Linked DNA regions of Mus musculus: region 2 is linked to region 1. Evidence: chromatin loops called from intact Hi-C (ENCODE). Cell type or tissue: left cerebral cortex. All regions are shown on one strand. Each heading gives the region's core, and the rest is flanking DNA. Links, peaks and the distances in the headings are about the cores only. Region 1 has its middle 2.6 kb from the start of Gm46945. Region 2 overlaps Rbm47 (RNA binding motif protein 47).

Region 1 (4,391 bases), core at 193-4,192:
TGCTGGGATTAAAGGCGTACACCACCATGCCCGGCTCCCTTATTATTAAGATGTATTTTTTGTGTTCATCTATGTCAGGTATTTGCAGGACAGAAGCTGGTGTTGGATTCTCAGGAACTGGAGTCACTGTCCTGTGAACCACCAGACATGACCCAGGTCACCAAATTTGAGTCTTCTGAAAAGCACTAAGCAGTCCTCAATGAACCATCTCTCTAGCCCCCCCTTTTTTGTCTTCATTTTGAGATAGGTTCTCAATAATTACCCCAAGCAGGCCTGGAATTCATGTTCCTGTATTTCTGCCCCTTGAGTGTTGGGATCCCAGGCACAGACCTCACCACCCAGCCAGAGGAGATAACTTACCAATAGGGAGGAATTGTGACATGAGCAAAGTTTTCATGGACAAAACTAAACTTAGTGTCCGTCTCTTCTCACTGCTGCACCAGCTTTTCTCAAAGTTGTGAGAAAATATGGAAGTAAAAATAATAAGGAAACTAAAATAAAGGGTGATAAACTTACAAGGGTTCTTGAGAGTCATAGAACTTTGGAATGTCTCTATATATTAAGGGAATTTATTGGAATGACATACAGTCCAGCTAACCCAACAATGGGCAGCTGAGTGAGAAGTTCAAGAATGGAGTAGTTGCTCAGTCCCTCAGGGCTGGGTGTTTGAACTGGTCTTCTGTATAAGCTGGAGTCCTGAAGAAGTAGGCTCCAACAGATGTGCTGGCAAGTAAGTGCAAGCAGGCAGAGAAAAAGACGCTCTCCTTCTTCCATTGTCTTGACATAGGCCTCCAGTAGAAGGTATGGCCCAGATTAAAGGTATGACCACCAATGCCTGGACTTGGAACTTACTCTGTCTCAGACTGGCCTTGAATTCAGAGATTTGTTTGCCTCTGTCTCCTGGGATTAAAGGCCTATAATACCTTGCCTGGGCCTGAGCTTTTCATGGCCACTGTGCCTCAAGATCCAGATCAAAAGCCTGTGTCTTCCAGCCTCCAAAATCTGGATCACAGGAGTGTCCATTTCTGGGTTGTAGTTCTTTCAGATGTAGTCAGCTTGTTAACCAGGAATGGCCACCACAGAGATTACCACAGAATGAGGATAACCCTAAATACTAAGATCTCTTTGGAAGATAGAGAAGTTGTCCTGAACCCTGGAGGAAATATATACTCTCTCAGAGCCGACTGACTCGAGAAAGAAGAGCTCAGACCAGCAGCCCTGGGCTGCTCTCCCAGAGTCTGTCACTCTGGTAAGCCTCTGTCTTTCCCCTCAACAGGAATCTGGGAAGAGGTAGGAAAACACAGTATGTGCACCGCTTCAGCTCAACGCCCAGGAAAGATAACAGCAGCAGCAAAGAATCAGCTCATTGTGTGGAATCCTAGCACTTGAGAGGCAGAGGCAGGAGGATCAAGAGTTCAGGGCTAGCCTACACATCAAATTTGAGACCAGCAAGCTATAAGAGTATGTCTCAGAAAGGAAAGGAAAAAAAAAAAAAAAACAGCACTTCTTAGAAATTCTATCCCCATTACTGAGATTTTTCATAATTTGCTCACTCTAGCCTTGCTATCGTGCTCCTGCTAACCAGACAATAGTCTATGACTAAGCCTTCCTTGAAGCTTTCCCTACAAGACAAGAGTGTCTCAAGATGGTGGTAAAATAAGCAACCTGCGTTGTATTCTTATAGCAAATTAACAGTCTAGTTTACACATTATGAGACAATATCAGGAAAACCTAGGGATTCATGCAGCAAAATTTTTAAAAATTTTTTATTAGGTATTTTCCTCATTTACATTTCCAATGCTATCCCAAAAGTCCCCCATACCCATCCCTCACTCCCCTACCCACCCACTCCCCCTTTTTGGCCCTGGCATTCCCCTGTACTGGGGCATATAAAGTTTGCAAGTCCAATGGGCCTCTCTTTCCAGTGATGGCCAACTAGACCATCTTTTGATACATATGCAGCTAGAGTCAAGAGCTCCGGGGTACTGGTTAGTTCATAATGTTGTTCCACCTATAGGGTTGCAGATCTCTTTAGCTCCTTGGGTACTTTCTCTAGCTCCTCCATTGGGGGCCCTGTGATCCATCCAATAGCTGACTGTGAGCATCCACTTCTGTGTTTGCTAGGCCCCACAGCAAAAATTTTAACTGATATTTTTTCTACATTACTGAGTCAGAGAAGTTCATGTTTGGCAGCTGAGCCCTGAAGGGTTGATCCAAGTTCCTACAGACCTACAGGATTCCATCTTGTAGCAAGTTTTTATTAGCTGAGGTTCAATTTTCCTGTTTTCTAAGCACAACTTATCCCGCTATCCCTAAGCTGCTTCTAATAATCTCCTGCCTTCAGACTAGCCAAGGGGTGGAGAGAGAAACATGCCAGCAAAGTTTTTCCACAGCCATTATTTTCCTACAGTTCTATCCAATGAGATGGAATTAAAAATGCATGGTTTCCCCACCCCCCACCCCCCATGGCTCCTAATTGGGAAAGGATTAGTCATTAGCAGTTAGTTCTATGTAAAACAAGTCCTGCCCTTTATTCTTGACCAAAGAACAGAAGAAATTAGGGCAAGCCTCACAGGTCTGCTTCTCAATCCATCCTCCCTGACAAATTGTCTGATGGGAACTTTTCATTTGGTCTTAGCCACCTGAATGGCTCAATAAGATTTCTTCTCTGTTTGGGGTTTTTTGTTTTTCTAGACGGGATTTTTTTCTGGCTGCCCTGGAACTTGCTCTGTAGACCAAGCTGGCCGGGAACTTAGAAATCAGCCTGCCTCTGCCTCCCAAGTGCCAGATTTAAAGGTGTGTGCCACCACTGCCCATCCAAAGCCCAAGGTTTTGTGCATCTACAGACTGAGTCACATCAATGACCTATACTTTTTATTGAGATGATTTCACACAAACAGAAAACTTACCAAAAAAAAAAAAAAAAAGTCAAGAGTTTGAATACACTCTCCCCCTAGCTTCTCATGGTTTTAACACGCATAACTAGTCTTCCGAACCAGCTTGTTAACAGTGCAGAAACTATGGTTCCGTGTATCGCAGTGCCATGACAGAAGCCGGAAGCTGTTTAAAGATCTGAAGGTTTTACTTTTGTCTCTTTCTTTCAGTTTCTTTTTTTTTTCAATTAATTAATTTTTTTCTTTATTTTCTGCACATCAGAAGAGGGAATCAGATCTCATGGGACTAGAGCTATAGAAGTTGTGAGTTGCTACGGTGGATGCTGGGGAATGGAACCCAGGTCCTCTGGGAGAGAAGCCCGTGCTTTTAATCACTAAGCCATCTCTCCAGCCTTCTTTCACAAGTTTCAGTTCAAGGTACCCGGTCCTTCGCTTGGCACCTGAGGTAAGACATCATGGTATCGGGAGTGTGTGGAAGAGACTTTACTTCATGGCAGCCAAGAGGCTGAGAATTGATGCAGAGAAGGGTCTGGGAAGAGAAATAGCCTCCAAGGACATGTCTCAGGTGACCTACTTGCTCCCACTAGGCCTACCTTCTACAGGTTTTTTTTTTCCTCTCATTAATTCATTCATTTTACATCCCAATCTCCGATCCCACTCCTCACCTCACCCCCACCCCATCCCTGTATCAAACTGCTCTTCCCAAAATAGTACCAGCAGCTGGTGACCCTATCTTCAGCACGTGAACCTGAGGGAGAAGTGTCACACTTGGCAAAACAACTACACTCTACTCAGGCTCAACCGCCTTTTCTCCTAATGGACTCTTTCCTGTTCTAGGATCCAATCCAGAATTCCACATCGAGACTGGCCCTGTGCCCTCGGTCTCCTTCCCATCCTTTGACCTTGGTACATTTGATCAGTATTTGAATAGTCCCCAATTTATAAGAGCTTAACTTCCAGTGTTTGAAAAGAATGTAAAAGGGGGGCTGGAGAGATGGCTCAGCGGTTAGGAACACTGACTTCCAGAGGTCCTGAGTCCAATTTCCAGCAACCACATGGTGGCTCACAACCATCTGTAATAAAGTGATCAGACGCCTTCTTCTGAATACAGCTACAATGTACTTATATACATAAAATAAATAATTATTAAAGAAAATGTAAAAGCCACAAACATTTAGAAGACATTTTACTCGGAATTTTGAACTTGTGTAGTTGTTTTGCTGGTGGTAGGGGGGTGAGATTCCCTTCCATGATGCTGGGCAGCAGCAAAACCTGCAGCTCCCAGTCAGCCAAGGGACGGCAAAGCTCACTCTACAGTGAGCATAGATACAGTAAGTATTTTCAGGGCAGGCAGGATGGCTCAGCAGGTAAAAGTGCCTGTTTTTTTTTTTTTTTTTCCTTCCGAGACGGGGTTTCTCTGTGTAGCCCTGGCTGTCCTGGAACTCACTCTGTAGACCAGGCTGGCCTCGAACTCAGAAATCCACCTGCCTCTGCCTC
Region 2 (4,391 bases), core at 328-4,327, 320 kb before region 1:
ACTTCTTCCTCCACAGGGGTCCAAGGACTTGATCTCAGGGTTGACTGAGTCATGTCACCAGCCCTTGCTCGAAACTGATTCTTCCTCACTAACTACAGAGATTCTCAGCCCCGTATTCAGCAGCCTTCAAGTTTTTTCCTAAGTTCAAGCTTTGCTATGCTTGGATAAAGAATAACTGTCATCGTAAGAGAGCTAAGTGAATTAAGGCTGAGTTACTGATTTCCTGGGAGTCAAAGGTCCCTGTTTTAAATAGAACCAGAGGAAGTCCTTACAACGGGGCTCAGGCTCAAGGGGACACCTTGGGAAGAGGAGTTCAGGGAAAGGAACGTTCTGGGGAAAAAAGCTGCACGTCTTGTCCAGAAGGTCCCTTCTCGGAATAATAAAAGACAGCGTGTGTCTTCACAGTACTTCCTCCTAGCTGTGAATGAGAGGGACTCTGTTCTAAACTTGGCCTTGGTGTGTGACGGAGCTGTGTGTGTGAGATCTTGTCAGTGAGGCCCGATGGCTGCATGGTCCACTCTCTCCCCAGGGGCATCCGTGAAACTACCCTGAGAGTGTCTCAACTGAATATCTCACATCGCTTCTAGAAAGAGCAAGGGTTCCTGCTTTCTGTGCAGTCAGAGTTCGTTTTCCTCACTACTGGTAGAGAGCCTTTCATAGGACACTACTTTAAAAAAAAAAATCACCAGCTGGCCTTGAATATCTTTAACTTTATGGACAACCACAGCGGCAACATCTTGTAATTGTACAGTTAAAAAGAAAAGAAAAAAGAAAAGAACCCACCCCCACCCCCCCACTTTCTTGGCCTGGAGAGATTGGTCAGTGGTTCTTTTCCCGAGTTTAGTTGGTACCCTTTCATGGGTGCTCACCACAACCTGTAGTGCCAGCTCCAGGGCATCCTCTTCTGGCCTCCGTAGGCACCTTGACACTGGTGCAACCCCCACACCCCCAACACACCTGTAAACACAATTTATAATTCAACACATCTTTTAAAAAACTCCTTTCTCAAATAAACTCCATGTCTACCATTAGCTTTAGTCTTGCGATGTTAAATGAGAACGTTGAAATAAACGATATGACCACCTATCTGGCTAGGAGAAGAGCTGACGTGTGGACTTTCCGCCTCCGTGGACCCAGCTCTTCTCTCTCTGGCCCCACTCCTGCCACCCGCACAGTGTGTGGTGACCTGTGTCAGCATTACCTTTGGTCTACGGGGGCCTCTCAGAACACAGACTTCATGGTGTGCCTTCCATGTGTGAGACACTGCACCAAGTGCGTTAGGGGTTCACCCCTAGCCCCCACACAACTCTGCTAGCTCGGAATCCTTCACCCTTCTCACTGAAGGGAACCAAGGCTCGGAGCAGTCGGATGATCTGCATAAAGCCATATATTTGCCATGTTCACCCTGTCAGCTGCCTGCCACAGGTCTGAAGAAAGCCCTGCCTTTCCCCTATCTTCATCACAGTGGAGCTCAATGCAAGGGGCCTTAAACAATTTCTTTTCCTCCTAAGTCTTGACTTTTATCCACACCATGCCCCCTGATGGATAGATGTTGTCTTTGTAACTAGACATAGATGTGGGTTAGATTCGATTTTTAACTTAGCCTTTAACTTTCAGAGCCGAAGGAAAACCAGGGTTAGGGGCTAGGAGGTCAGTGGGCCTGCTTGGTAGGCTTGGCAGGGACCTCTTTGCGGGGAACCCTGGAATAGAGGTGGCTTCCTTGGGCAGAAAATTGGTCAGATGACTCTCAAGCACACAGAGATGTGTGTGTGTGTGTGTGTGTGTGTGTGTGTACACGATCGCTCACGCATGTGCCTGTGTGGAGAAGGTATGGCAACAGGCATTTATGGAGGCAGAAGCAGGAAGCTGCCTGCTCGTGTTCCTCATACAGGAAGCAGAGTAAAAGGACAGGAAGTGGGGCCCGGCTATAAAACCTCAAAGCCAGGCTGAAGAGTACTTAAGAGCACATGCTGTTCTTGCAGGGGACTTTGCACCATACAGCAGTTAAGTGTGTACAGCCCCAGTTCCGGGGGATCCGGCACCCTTTCCATTCTCTACAGACACTAGGTGCTCTCATGGTATGCCTACATATCCAGGCAAAACACTCATATAAACAGATCAGAGGGACAATCTAGGGGGCAACCTCAAAGCTCACCCCACAGTGACACACTTCCTCTTTAAAGTTTCACAGTCTTCTTGAGACAGGGCTGCCAACTAGGAAGTGAGTGTTCCAACACAGGAACCTACCGGCGCGTTTTTAATTCAAACCACCATACAGGGCTTCTGGGTCTTTGCTGAAAATGCTAGGCTTTGTAGAGCTATGAGCCCCGGGAATCCTCCTGTCTCTACTTCTCCAGCAGAAGGATTACAAATCTACTCCACCTTGAACATGGGTGCTGGAGGTGAACACTTAAGCTCACGGAAGTTCAGCAGCATTTTACAAACCTGTCATGCCTTGTTTTGTTTTAAAGATTTATTTATTCATAGGCATGATTGTTTTGCCTGCATGAATTTCTGTGCACTACGTTTATGCTTGGTACCCAAGGAGGCCAGAGAGAGGCCATCAGAGTCTCTGGAACTGAAGTGACAGATGGTTGTGAACTGCAGTAGAGATGATGAACACAGACTCTGTAAGAGCCCTTAGAGCCAGCGGCCAACGCACTTATTGTTGAGCCATCTCTCCGGCCCCTTGTTTTGTTATTCTGAGACAAGCTTTTGCTACATATCTCTGGCTGCCTATGTAATTGAGGCTGACCTTGAACTTGTGACAATCCCACCTCTTTCTGCCTCTGAAAGCTGGCATTGCAGGTGTACACTACCACACCTGATTGCCAAGAAGAGTTCTTTTGCTCTCAGTATTCTTGGCAAAGGAAACTGCGGAGGTGCATCCAGATTGTTACTGACGTGGCTCTGTGGGCCGTTGTTCTCCTGCCTGGGAGAACAAGAGAAGTGAAATCAAGGGGTACCCAAATCAAGGGGTGCCCAGAATGCTTTCCAAGCTTTCAGGCAACCAGACAGATACCTTGGATGTCCATAGGGTCTAACAGCCATCACCCCAAGGATGGCCTCCTGCGTCCCTACTCTGGATTTCATATTGAAAGAGCTAATTAGCAGCTGGGCCCTTTCCCTGCTAGCACAGTGGCCTGTGTGTTTGCCGCTAGGTATGCCAACCCCAGGTGGGTTTTGAGCATCATTGCTGAGGCACTGTTTGGTGTGTCAGAGCGCACTGGCCTATTTCTGCTGGCCTTCCTTTCCAGCAGGATTCCTAAACGGAACTTTGTACCACAAATGAACCTGGACTCCTACCTGCTGAGGAGTTCAAGAGACTGAACCGTGTCCCGTGCAGCTTCCCCTCATTTAAGGATTGTGAAACCCCAATGGGTTTAAATCGATCATTGTTTAAACGACTGTCCTCTCTGTGTCCGCTCGCTGCGTATGCAAACTCTGGAAGAAACCAAACAAAGATCTCATTCTGCTTCTCCTCCAGCAATGACTTTTTACTGTAAGAACATAGGAAACACCTGCTTGCTCATGGTTTCGTTGTTTAATACAGAATCTCCCTCGCTCTGTAACTCAAGAACTAACTTATAGATATAGCCCAGGATGGCTCCAAACTCACAATCCTTAGCCTCCCCAGTGTTAGGGTTATGGAGTTGTTTATCTTTCATTATTTGTTAAGAAAATTAGAGCAGCTTGACTACATTTTCTGCTGCTATTTGATACGTTACTCTAAGAAAGCAATAAATAGCCCCTCACGAAGACAGCAGGCCCAAGGATGTCCTCTTGGGACTAGCATCCCACTTCTTGAGTGGTAAGGACTGTTTGTGCTGCATAAGAATCTGAATGTAGAAACGGGCAGGGAGTGGATGCTGTTGAAGGAACACATACCTGGGTGAGGGACCCGATTCACCTGGACTTCCGTGTGATTTAGAGAACCCTCTATTCCATTCTTGCCTGCTCTCTGAGCTGGTGTGCTGGCTACACTTCTCAGGAGCACTCTTGTTTGTGCCGTAGGAAAAAATAAAGAGATTTGTCTTGTTTTAAGTAGGAAACAGATTTGGAAAGTGTATTTTTATTAGAGAAATTAGATATTTGGAGATGCTGGCTTATGAATGGTAGTGGGACATATTTTTCTCACCCTCTTCCCTTTAGACGGGGTCTCACTATCTATGTAGCCCAGGCTTACCTCTCAACTCACAGATCCACCTGCTTCTGCCTCCTGAGTGTTGGAAATAAAGGTGTGTGTCACCACACCCAGAAGTGCAGTATCGTTTAAAAATAGAGTTTTAGCCAGGCTTTGGCTTCATGCCTCTAATCCTAGCGCTTGGGATACAGAAGTGGTTACTATAAGATCAAGGCTAGCTTGGGCTAAAAAGTGAGACTCTGCCTCA

The links. A loop is a pair of places that touch in the nucleus more often than their neighbours do. Peaks named below come from ENCODE experiments on the same cell type or tissue, not always from the same donor. Only the 100,000 strongest peaks of a DNase experiment are listed, where the experiment ranks them.
Region 2: it touches region 1 in a loop (5-fold over the local background); 1 of 42 quality-filtered maps calls a loop at or near these places.

The regions. Positions count from the first base shown.
Region 1 is chr5:65,755,363-65,759,753 of GRCm38, reverse strand. No RefSeq gene overlaps it. Among named protein-coding and RNA genes, the nearest start is that of Gm46945, 2.6 kb to the right of the region's middle. In left cerebral cortex, for the core only: no CTCF peak of the experiment used is centred there; a DNase peak (open chromatin) is centred at 2,485.
Region 2 is chr5:66,072,897-66,077,287 of GRCm38, reverse strand. The region is part of intron 3 of Rbm47 (RNA binding motif protein 47); the gene reads left to right. Among named protein-coding and RNA genes, the nearest start is that of Gm40310, 65 kb to the right of the region's middle. In left cerebral cortex, for the core only: no CTCF peak of the experiment used is centred there; DNase peaks (open chromatin) are centred at 481, 1,956 and 2,098.